Regions from separate parts of the Homo sapiens genome. Here regions 1 and 3 are each linked to region 2. The links are chromatin contacts, found by Hi-C or POLR2A ChIA-PET in ENCODE. All regions are on one chromosome and are shown on one strand. The core of a region is the stretch at or near the end of the contact, and the rest is flanking DNA. Distances in the headings are between cores, read along the strand shown.

Region 1 (4,428 bases), core at 1,555-4,054, 600 kb after region 2:
GGAACAAGCACCTGGGTTGGGTTTTTCACCTTGCAAAGGAATATACAAAATGTTCCCCCTTGTGTGTGTTTATAAATGAAAACTGAGGATCATGATAAACTACATTCAGTAAAGAACAAGACACGTGATTTCAAAATCTGTACCAAACTTCATCTCCTTTCTTCTAAGAGATTATTTGTATAAATTATAGATCATAGCATAGAATGGTACTTTGGTAACCATCTGGTGTTCATGTTTTGAACTTGCCAGATGATTAGAATCCACCAGGATGCTAGGTTTAAAGATACAGATTCCAGCTCCCTGTCCCCACCCCTGATTTAGGGAAGGGGCCTGTGACTTTGTATATTTAACAAACACTCAAGGTTATTCTGTTACAGGAAAGTCTGGGAGACACAGATAGGTTTCAAAATGAGGAAATAGAGGCCCAGATAGAGGGAATGTCTTGCTCAAGGTGGAACTGGTCAGTCAGGCAGAACTGGGAATAACATCTAGATTTCCCAACTCTGTTAGGCCAATGAAAGTTTTTTGCACAGCACAAAGATCACTTATGAAATTTAAGTTCAAGATACAACAAGACACAAAACATAAAAGCAGATGCCAGGCCAGACATCTATTAGGAGCACCAGATGTACCTGGGACGAACTGGTTACTGTGACTGATCACTAAACTCAGCAACCAAGGGCTCTGGCAGCCAAGTCTGCAGCAGAAATGGGTTGGGTTATTCCATTCCATTCATGGGGTCCAATAAAGTGATGCATAATAATTTCATTTGATAAGAAAAGTTTTTTCCTTTAACAAATTTTAAAATCTTCCAAACCCTCAGCTTCCTATTATGATAATTACAAGAGAATACGAAAAATAAGGATGGAAAAAAAATGGTAAAAGGAGAGATCTATCCTGTCCCAGTGAGAATGATTTCTTCAGTATAATTTATCTCCTGTGGGTAGTCTGGAGTCTCCACCCTCTCATAGGCCCTCAATGACTATGTGTTTGAAGGGCCTTCAGGATAGACTTCTTGAAAACAGATCTTTCTCTGATAGTGCCTAACATTCTTCACAGTGTGGGCCATGAGGCCTGAAAAGGACAAGCACGGTGAGACCCATGGCGAGTTGTAGGACCCTCTGGGCCTTTGTGGCCCACCTGGGAAGGGGAATGTATTAGTCTGTTCTCATGCTGCTAATAAAGACATGCCCATACTGGGTAATTTATAAAAAAAAGAAGTTTAATAGACTCATAGTTCCACATGGCTGGAGGCCTCACAATCATGGAGGAAGGCGAGGAGCAAAGGCACGTCTTACATGGCAGCAGGCAAGAGGGAATGAGAGCCAAGCGAAAACGGTTTCCCCTTATAAAACCATCAGATCTCATGAGACTTATTCACTACCATGAGAGCAATATGGGGGAAACTGCCCCCATGATTCAATTATCTCCCACCGGGTCCCTCCCACAACACGTGGGAATTATGGAAGCTACAATTCAAGATGAGATTTGGGTAGGGACACAGCCAAACCATATCAGGGAATAATAAAGCCATAACCTCCTGAAGGGGGTGGGTGTGATGCCCTCCTGAGCCCCTGCAGCTAGAGCATCTGTGACGCACTGCCCAGCTAGTCTGGGCAGGAGCAATGTGTTGGAGTTTGTGCACATGTGTGTGTGCTGGGCGTGCGATGAGCACCCTGCCACACATGTGGGAGCTCAGATGCCACACTCTTCCAGAGCTGTGCCACAGTTTGACTGATCTGTGACTGCAACCGCTCCAGCAAAGCTGGACTCTTGGGGAAAGAATTTTCTCTTCCCAAGCTTGCTGTGTGGGCCCGTGGGGAGACACACAATTGCCTTTGTCATTTGTTCTTCCTGTGTGGGGACAAAAGCCCTTTCACTTGCTGTGGAATGTACAAGAAGTTCTGTGCCGAAGGGCTGCCAGGCGCTGGCCTGGAATCCGACAAACAAGGAGGAGTTGGGGAGATGGCCGTTTCAGCCTGAGGCCCCCCACCTCCTGGTCCTGCCATGCATCTGTGTGGTCGGGGACTGCCAAGAGGGTCCCCACCGTCTGCTTCTTCACCACTGTGTGCACCTGCATCACTGCCACAACCCTGTCTTAATCATGGCCTGAGACACTGCAGCCTGCCACAGGCGGGCACTGTGCCAGGCATGGGTTTTGTCAACTCATTCAACCCTCCCAACGAATGCTGTTATTCCCACTTTGCAGCAGAGGGAACTGACCTTCAGAAGGGAGGGTCTGGGAGGACAGTGCTGAGACTGAAACAGAGGGGCTGGGACATGGTAGGAGGAACAGGACACCACAACCCCTCACCCTGCACTCACAGCTCTAGGGCAGAATGGAGCCTCAACCCTGGGTGTTTATGCTGTGAGCTGAAGTTTAAGCAAAACAAAAATAGAGAACTTAGGTGGGGTTGGGGTGGGGGTAGAACCCGCCAACACGAAACGTCATCGTGGTACAAGTGGCCTTTTCTCATTGCTATTTACATCCCCGGGTGTTTCTATCAGCCCAGAGCCAGAGACTCACCACAGAGCAACCTGTTGCCAGAATGCTGTGGGGGCTGCGCTATTTTAGGAGCAAAGTTTTCCCAGGTGGCTATATTGTCTGCATTTTTCTCACCAGGGTAGGACAATTCATAGAGCCACTAAAGCCAACCACAGTGTTGAACTCTGCTCTAATTTTAAAATGTAAATGAGCAAGCACCAATGGGAAGTGGCCAGGAGCAGACCAGGGCAATCAGCTCCCAGGGGAGCCCCAAGCGTCAACTCCCAGGTAGGGGGTAAGGGTGAGGCCTGCTGGGTGGGGAGTGGACTAATACAGAGGGCTGGGAAAGAAATGTGTGTGTCTAAAAGCAATTTGCATTAGGCCTTTCAGAGCCCAAGTCTGTGGGTTGGCTTGCACAATCTTGCAATCTTACAAGCAAGAGAGGAAGAAAGGAGAGAGGGGAGCCAGGGGAGAAGGGTGTGGGGATCAGACAGGCTTTTGTATGTGATCTTGTTTAAGCAAGACTCTTATCAAAGAGTAATCCTAAACTTTGCGCTTTCTTATCACCCAGCTCCCTGGGGAATGGGTAGGTGACTTTTGAGTTCCACAAGGGAGGATTAATTGCCTGTTAGAGATCAGAGCTCCAAGTAAGCAGATAAGGTTGATAGAGGTGGGTGGGGTGTGGTGGTTTACTTATGTCCCGTGGAGATGTTCTTTGCTCTTATTATCTAGATTCACGTTTTCTGTGCACAAGCCGAACACTGAGGGCTGAGGAGAAAGCTGCCGTCTAGTGAACAGAGCAGCATTGGAGGGTGTGCCTGCTCTGTGCCCCATGCTGCAGATGCTGAGCAGGGGTTGGGATATCAAAGAATGAAGGAATGAGCCATGCTGCACTGTTCAAGAAGGTCCAGTTCTGTGGTGGTTGTGTGAATACAGGACATTCTTTTCTTTCTTTTTTCTTTTTTTTAGACTGGGTCTCATTCTGTCACCCAGGCTAGAGCGCAGTGGCAAGATCCTCAGGCTTCCATAACAACTGTGAAAGTACTGACTGAGTAGTTAAGTTAAATATTAAAAGCTGAAAGGGCCAGTGCCCTTATACAAAGACTGGAATGTAACAAAAGCCCACCAAGAGTTTTGCCTAGGCCTTTCCTGGGCCTTAAAGCGTGACAAAATAATGGAGGAATTCTTAACAGGATCCATTTAGGATTAAACAAATTTTATTGGGGGTCTGAAGAGACTCCCCAGGCCTCCACAGACAAGTTTATTGGGGTCCTGAAGGAACTCCCCAAACGTCTGTGATTTAGCAGGAGACAAGAGTAATCAGCTGGGCACAGTGGCTCATGCCTGTAATCCCAGCACTTTGGGAGGCTGAGGCGGGTGGATCATCTGGGTGGATCACCTGAGGTCAGGAGTTTGAGACCAGCCTGGCCAACATGGTGAAACCCCGTCTCTACTAAAAATACAAAAACTAACTGGGCGTGCTGGTGCACACCTGTAGTCCCAGCTACTCGGCAGGCTGAGGTGGGAGGATCACCTAAGCCTGGAAGGTCAAGACTGCAGTGAGCTGTGATCGTGCCACTGCACTCCAACCTGAGTGACAGCAAGACACGGTCTCCAAAAATAAAAAATGAAAAAAAAAATTTAAAAAGTTTAGTGAGGAAAGAGTGTAACAATTGTTGTGTATCAGTTCTCCACATGTCTCCAAAATTTGGCTCCAGAATTCTGACTTTCAGTTGAGGCTAGAAGGTGGCAGGATAAGCCGGGCATGGTGGCTCACACCTGTAATCCCAGCACTTTGGGAGGCCGAGGTGGGTGGATCATGAGGTCACGAGTTCGAGACCAGCCCGGCCAAGATGGTGAAACACCGTCTCTACTAAAAACACAAAAATTAGCTCGGCATGGTGGCATGTGCCTGTAATCTCAGCTACTCAGGAGGCTGAGGC
Region 2 (4,381 bases), core at 1,882-4,381:
CCTGGATTGGCAGACAGTGGCTTTGCTACCAAATAGTTATAGTTTTGTCACCTCCCTTCTTTGGAGTTTAGTTTCCTAGTCTGTTGAATACAGAAATGAGATTTAATGATCTCCAAGGTCCGTCCTGACAACTCTTAAGTTCCACAATTGAGTTTGAACACTTTTACACAAAGATGACTTCAACATTTAATCCCTGAAATAAACTAAACATATGTAGAAACCAGTAATGTAGGGATAGGATAATATTTTTTAATATCTCCCAATAGGTGTTCCATTATTGTTAAACTGGGTTCTCTCTTGAGCACTTCATCAGCTATCACGGCTCCAAGAAAGGGAGCAGAAGAAATGCCAAATCTCAAAAATGAAGAGGATACGGTACAGAAGGAAAGTTCCTGACAAATGGGAAGGAGAAAAATCCATTCCTTAAAAACCCTGGGGCATGATGGAAAGAAGAAAAGGGTACAAGGAAGAGGTTAATCAGACTCAGTGTGCTTACTTTCCATCCCCTCTCAGGGTGGAAACTAGAATTGAGGGTATGTAGTTGACATATGCACAGAGACATAGGGAAATCCAAGAAAGTTGGAGATAGTGGTTTGCGTCCCTGGACATGTCTGTGAAACACTAAGACGTCTAGGAGTTCTACTTTCAGCCTGCCAGCATGTTCAATATGACATAAGGAGAAAAATGCAACATTGTTGGATAGTGGCTCAACAACTAGTAAGCCCAAAGCAAGGCTCCTGGCTCATCAAGGCCTACACGTGGTATTCGGGGAATCCAGAAGTACCCATGTGTCTCAGTGAGAACCATGAGGATCAAGGGACCTGTGGAGACTCGGGGTCAGTACAAAGAGGTTATAGTGTATGGGGCAAATGGCTCATGTATGGATTTCAGCAAAAGAAATCAGCCTCAAAAGTACAGAAATGACCAGTTTTATGAGTAATAAATGATAAACGACAGTGGCTGCCATCAGACAATACTAGCCACTCCACGCCAGAAGACAACATAAGGACTGGCATTAGTGGCTTAGATGCCCTTGTAAACCTCCCTATTCCTCAGGGATGCTACCACCCTACCAGTTACTCTGTGAATTTGAAAAAGGTGCTTCCTTTCTCAAGACACTTTACTACCATCTATCAGGAAATTGTCATAATATACTAATTTTGCTAAAACAAGGCATTTTACTGCCATATGTCAGAGAATTGTTGCAATAAACTTAGAAATCTAGGGTATGTAAAAGATACCCCTTATACCACATATAACAACCCTAAACCCCGCCCCTCCCATTAATATATTAGAAGGAGAGTTGGGGAAATAAAAGGTGAAAGCAGTTATGTTTTTTAAAAAATTGAGATGATGTGGGGACTTGAAGTTAAAATTACAGAAAATAAACAAGCTACATTTTCTTTACATCTGAATTAATGTAAGTAAAACTTCCACTCTGCCACACCAAAATACAAACTCTTTATGCCCAATATTTTCCTTTTATTAGTATTTCCCATAACACCTTATATACATATTAATGCATACACGGAAGGAGCCAAAAAGTACTTGTCAAATAAAAAAGTAAATTTTTAGAAAAATCAGAAATGATGGACACACTTATATGTATAACGTAATTTTCCTGTACTTTTACTTTTCCCCTATGTTTATTTGAACAAACCTAAAATTGTACCCATTTGCACCTAGCTAACCACCATAAAAATTTGGAGTTCTCCAGCTGTTTTGTAACAGCTGTCCTCCTCAAATATTTTTTTGAGAAACAAACATAGACCTACGTTTCTCTATTTTTCTGGACTAAAGAGAGATCATCTCAAAATCACAGAACTCTTAAAAATTGAAAACAGGATCATGTAGTCTAAAATAAGTTCTTATTTAAACTTGGGAGGTGAGGGGGGCGGGGCTGACATCTAGAAAGGTGAAGTACTTTGCCTGTAGTCACACACCAAGTCTGGGACTCAACACACAGGCTCGCCTCTTTGCGTCTCTCCCTCCTTCCAAAATACATTTTCCTCCCTCTCAAAAGCTTTATCACGCTTTGTAGTTGCTTAATTATCTATGTCAAACCTAGAGAGCAACTGATGACACTCAGAGACATCGCCCAAAGTTCTGAAAACCAGATAATCAGATAAACTGCCAGTTTTACCACATCCAAAAAATGCACAACAAAAGAGAGAAGGGGGAGAATCGAGAATACATTTTCAGCCGCAAGGCAATAAAAACACGTTTCCCTTGGAGAGAGATTATGTTGGGGGCATCAGGTATAAAGGTAATTCCTGTTGAGGGTTTTTCTTTTCCTTGCAGTTTGTGGGACCTAAAAAAAAAAAATTAAAAATTAAATCACATAAACAATCACAACATCAACACATTTACTTCTCTCCTCTCACATATTATTTTCCCACACATTGTATACACTTCTTCAAAGAACAAATCAAATTGGCCAAAGGTCAAAGCCTTTTCAAGGTTTAGATGATATACGATTAGGCACCGACTCCAAACTTCGCTTACCAAGCCCAAAGCTCGGAGACGGAAATCTTCAGGGTTTGCAAATACCCTCAGCTTGGCTAAAGGGCACGAAATCTCTAGCGCTCCCTACAGCTCAGATTTTGAACCCACCTACCACAGAAAACCCGAGTTACCAAAGATTGGCTCCCTCGTTCCACTTTTTTTTCAGCTCAAAAAAATCGGGTGAAGGTTGGGGTAGGGGGGAAGCTGAAACGGCGAACCGAAGGATTAATCACTTCTCCCCATTACATCAGCAACCCCCGCCCTTTCCTCCGAGCACCTCCTCTCCCAGAATCGTCGCTACGCACTGGCGCTCTCTTCGCCCACCCCCTGCTCTATTATTTGCCCTGATACCTCCCCATTATCACCCGCCCCGCCACACTCCCCCTTTCCTCTTTCCCCCTCCTAGGCGGGGGAGGGAGGAAACCCGAGAGAGGAAACAGGGCGTTGAAGGGACTTCGCGATAAGAGCGGAGGCCCCATTGGCCGGAAGGTTGTACGGGCGCCTTAGATTGGCCGCCTGGACGGAATCCCCGCCCCTCCTTTCCCCGCCCACCCACCCCTCCCCCCGCCGCCCCGCGGCCCTCCCCCGCGCCCCCGGCCAGCCCCGCGGCGGGGAGGGACCGACTGGGCGAGTGGAGGCTCCGGCGGTGTCAATGGCTCCTCCTGCCACGGAGCAGCAGCAGAAGCAGCGGCGACAGGGCTGACGAGGAGGAGGAGGAAAGGTTCCTTTAAGGAGGAGGAAGGACGACGCCTCTTTTTCCCCCTATCTCCTCCCTTCACACTCATTTCCCCTTCGCCGAGGAGAGAAGGGGGGGAGGAGAGAGAAGAGACCGAAGAAAGAGAGAAAAATTCCTCACAGAAATCTCTTTCAGGGGGTGTGGGGGGGAGGAAGAGGGAAAAAAAAGAGCCGGGCGCCCCCTGCTCCCTCCCTCCCTTCTCTCCCTCTCTTTTTCTCCCTTCCTCACCCGCCCGCCCACTCCCCCCGCTGCCGGAGACGCCGCTCGCGAGTCGGCGGGACCGGGATCTGTCTCTTCAGCCGCCGCCGCCGCCGCCGCCGCGCTTCGCCTCGGGATCCCCAAGCGGCGGACGCCCTTTCTTTCTTTCTCTCGGTCTGCCCGTCTTTCTGCCTTCGTCCCTCGCGGCCGCCCCGCCCGGCGGCTTCGGCCTTCCCCGTGCGTCAGGCCCTCCCGGCCGGCCTCGCTCGGTCTCCGTCTGTCTACCCGGGCCTTTCTCCGGACTCGGGGTCCCGCTCGCCCCCTCCGCCCTCAGCGTCTCCCCTTCCCCTCGCCCCCTCTCCTTCCTCCCCCCTCTCCCACTCTCCCCACCCCTTTCTCCTGCCCCGAAGCTCGCTGTGCGTGTGCGTGTGTGTGTCCCTCCGCCAACGCCGCCACCTCAGCCCGGCAAATGAACTCCGTCCGAGCCGCCAACCGGAGACCCAGGCGAGTGTCGCGGCCGCGCCCGGTGCAGCAACAGCAGCAGCAGCCCCCGCAGCAGCCGCCGCCGCAGCCGCCCCAGCAGCAGCCGCCCCAGCAGCAGCCTCCGCCGCCGCCGCAGCAGCAGCAGCAGCAGCAGCCTCCGCCGCCGCCACCGCCGCCTCCGCCGCTGCCTCAGGAGCGGAACAACGTCGGCGAGCGGGGTAAGGCCGCGCTACCTCCCAACCGCCCGCCTTCCCGGGCACCGCGGGAAGGGAGGCCGGGGCGGGCGGGCGGGCGGGCGGGCGGGGGCGGCCTGCGCGCCCTGGGGGTGGGAGACCCAAGCTGAGCGGAGGCGGGTCCCCCGGTGCCGCAGTGTCAGCCCGGGCCGGGCCCGGCCGGCAGGAAAAGCCGCGGCTTCCCTTCTCGCCTGGGCTCTCGCTCAGGCCGCGCTTTGTTTGGTTT
Region 3 (4,031 bases), core at 298-2,797, 570 kb after region 2:
CATTTGGGCTTCTAGTTGAAAACCACACCCTACCAGATGAAATGCAGAAGTGAAATTTGTGGAAAGTGGTCTGGGTGGAAACCCTCCTCTAAATCCCATCTGAGATCTCAAAGGACACTGGTTCTCAGAAGAGCCTAGAAGACAGAGATGGGGCAAGGAGGGGTCTCACAGCTGCCCAACACCAGCCAGCACATAATTTGGGCCAAGATTTGGTTAACTGTGGATTGGGACAAGGTGAAAGAAAACATGGCTCACAAAGGAAGTCCAATGGCACCCATGAGGCAAATGTACGCTGGGCTCAGTTACAGATATGGGGAGGAGCAAGTTTGGAAGTCGCAACTGTCACCATCAGGGAGAGCTGGGGCCACAGCTGGGAGACAGGACCTCTAGTCAGAGCTGCTGGTGCTTCAGGGATGGAAGACTCAGACGCTACAGGCTTGACCTGCCTTCAAGGTATGAATGATGGCAGGTATGCTGAGAAGTTTACTTGCCTCCTGCAATGTTTTCCCTACCTGCTCACAGATGCCTGACATTCCTTTTAACAGGGAACAGGCCTTGTATTACAGAGCAAAAGAGCAAGCTTAAAATGGCCATTGGAGGAGAGACTCATATCTGAGAAAGACAGCAAGAGGGGGAGAATGGTGTGTGTGTGTGTGTGTGTGTGTGTTTGTCTAGGATGGTATAATTTTGCTCAAGGCCATGGAAATAAGAAAATTTGGAGGCTGGGCACGGTGGCTCACAGCTGTAATCCCAGTACTTTGGGAGGCTGAGGCAGGCGGATCATTTGAGGTCAGGAGTTTGAGACCAGCCTGGCCAACATGGTGAAACCCCGTCTCTACTAAAAATACAAAAATTAGCCAGGCATGGTAGTGCATGCCTGTAATCCCAGTTACTTGGAAGGCTGAGGCAGGAGAATCACTTGAACCTGGGAGATGGAGGTTACAGTGAGCCGAGATTGAGCTATTACATTCCAGACTGGGTGACAGAGCTAGACTCCATCTCAAAAAAAAAAAAAAAAAAAAAAGAAAGAAAATTTGGGGTCCTGTTGGTGGGGTGGGAGGAGGGACAGCATCAGGAAGAATAGCTAATGGATGCTGGGTTTAATACCTAGGTGATGGGTTGACCTGTGCAGCAAACCACCATGGCACACGTTTACCTATGTAACAAACCTGCACATCCTGCACATGTACCCTCGAACTTAAAATAAATACTGATTAAAAAAGTAAAAAGAAAATTTGCTTTCTCCCCCACATATAGCAGTAGCAGCAGCATTTCAGAATGGCTTTAACTTCTCCCAGCTTTAAGAAGCTGAGGAAAGCAAGGCCTTTCTTCCAGGCAAGAATATGAAAAGGGGGGGGGGGGTTGTTGCTTTGAGGGAAGTTACGCTTATTTTTTTTTTGTCTTTTGTTTTTTTTTTTCCTTTTTCTGGAGAACGGGGTCTCGCTATATTGCCCAGGCAGGTCTCGAACTCCTGGGCTCAAGCTATCCTCCCGCCTCTTAGCCTCCCTGAGAGCTGGGATTACAGGCGTGAGCCACCGCGCCCGGCCTCTTATTCTCGATTGAAATTCTTTCATAGATCTCAAATTGTCGCTCTGAAATGCAGTACTTCCCTCTGCTGGCCATAGGGTTATATAGCTCATCAAAAACAAGGATGACTCCCAAGTCGTCTCCCTCATCTAAGACTAAGGAATTGACTCAGGACATGAGGTGGGAGATAAATCAAATATAGGATGATTTTCCAACCCTCACACCCCCTCAGAAAACATCCTTGAGTGTCTTTTGGCTCTGAATTTAAATAGGTTTATCTAGCTTCTCCAGCCTGTGCTTAGCCAATTAGGTCACATTGGCATGAATGTGCAAAGAACAATGGCTTGGAGCCCCACCCACCCAATTGCAGGACCTTGGCCCCCTCCCAAAACCTCCCTCAGAGATCCTGGAATACTTTCAGGGGGCGGAGGCTCATGATTTGGGGTTTGGGGCCTCACAGAGAGTCCACCATGTTCTTCTTGCTGGCTTCTGTCCCTACACCATCTCTTGGTTAAAAAGCCCCTCAAGGTCTCAAGCCGGGCGCAGTGGCTCATGCCTGTAATCTCAACACTTTGGGAGGCCGAGGTGGGCGGATCACCTGAGGTCAGGAGTTTCGAGACCTCCCTGAGCAACATAGTGAAACCCCATCTCTACCAAAAATGCAAAAATTAGCTGGGCATGGTGGCACATGCCTGTAATCGCAGCTACTTGAGAGGCTGAGGCAGGAGAATCGTTTAAACCTGGGAGGCGGAGATTGCAGTGAGCCGAGACAGCACCACTGCACTCCAGCCTGGGTGACACAGCAAGATTCCATCTCAACAACAGCAACAAAAGCCCTTGAAAGAAATTTCCCGCTGCTCTATTGTCCTGCCTGAGCCAGAGTCTGCTAATTCTCGAGTCTGCCTCGGTTGCAGTCCTGCTAGTGCCAGTTTCTGTGCAGATGTAGGAAAAAGGGCTCCACAAGAGAGGTGGAATTTATTCTGATGTATTTGTATGACCAAATAACAAGTTACATGCTCTCCATTGCATGGTGGTGTGTTTTGGTTAAAAAGCTACCATATCCTAGCAGGGTGGTGGTGATGTGTACCTGTAGTCCCAGCCACTCAGGAGGCTGAGGGAGGAGGATTGCTTGAGCCCAGGAGTTTGAGATCAGTCTGGAAAACATAGTGAGACCCCATCTTTAAAAAAAAAAAAAAAAGCTACCTTGCTTAGGGGGCTTTTTTCATTCTTGTGAAACTGAATTTCCACAAATTGATTCTGAAATCAGAGTGAATACTCTACTAGTATTTTCTATTTCTTTAAGATGTTTTATTTATTTATTTGAGACAGAGTCTCTCTGTCGCCAGGCTGGAGTGCAGTGGTGTGATCTCGGTTCACTGCAACCTCCGACTCCCTGGTTCAAGCGATTCTCCTGCCTCAGCCTCCCGAGTAGCTGGGACTACAGGCACGCGCCACCACGCCCAGCTGATTTTTGTATTTTTAGCAGAGATGGGGGTTTCACCGTGTTAGCCAGGATGTTCTTGATCTCCTGACCTTGTGACCCGCCCACCTCAGCCTCCCAAAGTGCTGGGATTACAGATGCGAGCCACCGTGCCCAGCCAAGATGTTTTATTCAAATTCTACTTTGATTTTATTTGAGGCCTTCAAAACCTTCCATAATGAAGGCTGGATATATCCCTTAGGATGAGAAATAGAGCCTAAAGGAGATGTTCTCAACATGACTCTCCAGTAAACAGTGGTAGTAAGTACTAGGGTCAAACCTCACCTTGGGGAGAAAAAGGGTGTTTATAGGTTTATGGGCCTTTCTCAAAGGCACACTGAAAAACACGAAACACAGGTCTCATTGTAGAGGCTGAGAAGTGGGAGCATATCCAGTTTTTAAAAGCAAATAAAATACAAGTTATTACTTGTGACACAAACAAGCCGGAACCCCAAGACCCAGAGGTGCTTCTTGGCATCTGGAAGAAGCTGATGCGGTGGCAGTGCTCTGAGTCAGGGGATGCTCAAGGATTACTCCGTAGGCCTTCAGTGATGTGTTTAGTGCTGCAGCGGGAAACTTCACCTCTCTTTTAACCCCAGTCTAAGGCCTCAGCTCAGCTCTGATAGGAGCTACTGGAAGCAAGTGACTTCGCAGAGGACCTAAACTGTAAGAAGTTCGCATTGAAAGCTGGAGCCAAGGTCGGTTTCGTGGGTGTGCATCAGGCATAGACAGGGCCTCGTGCTCAGAAGAGCTCTGTTCAAAAGGGTCCTGCACTGGGGGGCTAATGTTCTATGACACTGTCTTAGAATTCTTTTCTGTTTTTTTGAGGTGGGAGGTCTCGCTATGCTTCCCAGGCTGGACTCAAATTCCTGGGCTCAAGTGATTCCCCCGCCTCAGCCTCCTGAGTAGCTGGGACTACAGGTAAGTGCCACTGCACCCACCTTGTCTTGAAATTCTTAATAATTTTTTCGTTGCATTTACACTTTGCAAGTGAAGTCCAATGGGACAATGCAGCATGCACTGA

What was found. Hi-C counts contacts between places; a loop is a spot of excess contacts on that map. ChIA-PET counts read pairs that join two places held with the same protein, here RNA polymerase II (POLR2A). Pooled maps may share reads with other maps.
Region 1: a loop to region 2 is called in a map with no recorded cell type, with 14 times the contacts of the local background. The contact joins the enhancer-like site here to the promoter of FBXO11 in region 2. A Hi-C loop is called at or near these places in 5 of 37 single-sample maps with no recorded cell type and 4 of 50 pooled maps.
Region 3: a pooled map shows a loop between it and region 2 (5-fold over the local background). The contact joins the promoter of BCYRN1 here to the promoter of FBXO11 in region 2. A Hi-C loop is called at or near these places in 1 of 37 single-sample maps with no recorded cell type and 4 of 50 pooled maps. POLR2A ChIA-PET finds 5 or more read pairs at or near these places in 3 of 52 experiments (BJ, OCI-LY7 and WTC11).

The regions. Positions count from the first base shown.
Region 1 is chr2:47,308,712-47,313,139 of GRCh38, reverse strand. The region is part of intron 3 of EPCAM-DT (EPCAM divergent transcript); the gene reads left to right. Among named protein-coding and RNA genes, the nearest start is that of BCYRN1, 24 kb to the left of the region's middle. RefSeq lists enhancers at 2,019-2,088, 3,349-3,538. Within about 2 kb of position 2,804, at least 26 of the 41 ENCODE cell types and tissues checked have a DNase peak (open chromatin) inside an H3K27ac peak, as active enhancers do.
Region 2 is chr2:47,905,248-47,909,628 of GRCh38, reverse strand. FBXO11 (F-box protein 11) reads left to right here and starts at 3,131. Exons shown (of 23, transcript NM_001190274.2): 1 at 3,131-4,140. The coding sequence starts at 3,909. It overlaps LOC100506235 (a long non-coding RNA gene), which reads right to left and starts at 4,079. Exons shown (of 2, transcript NR_187636.1): 1 at 3,830-4,079; 2 at 1,462-2,311. RefSeq lists an enhancer at 2,185-2,969 and silencers at 3,039-3,138, 3,629-3,818, 4,179-4,298, 4,309-4,358.
Region 3 is chr2:47,332,831-47,336,861 of GRCh38, reverse strand. It overlaps BCYRN1 (brain cytoplasmic RNA 1), which reads right to left and starts at 1,547. Exons shown (of 1, transcript NR_001568.1): 1 at 1,348-1,547. EPCAM-DT (EPCAM divergent transcript) reads left to right here. Exons shown (of 5, transcript NR_110208.1): 2 at 3,836-3,928. RefSeq lists an enhancer at 100-189 and a silencer at 2,067-2,116.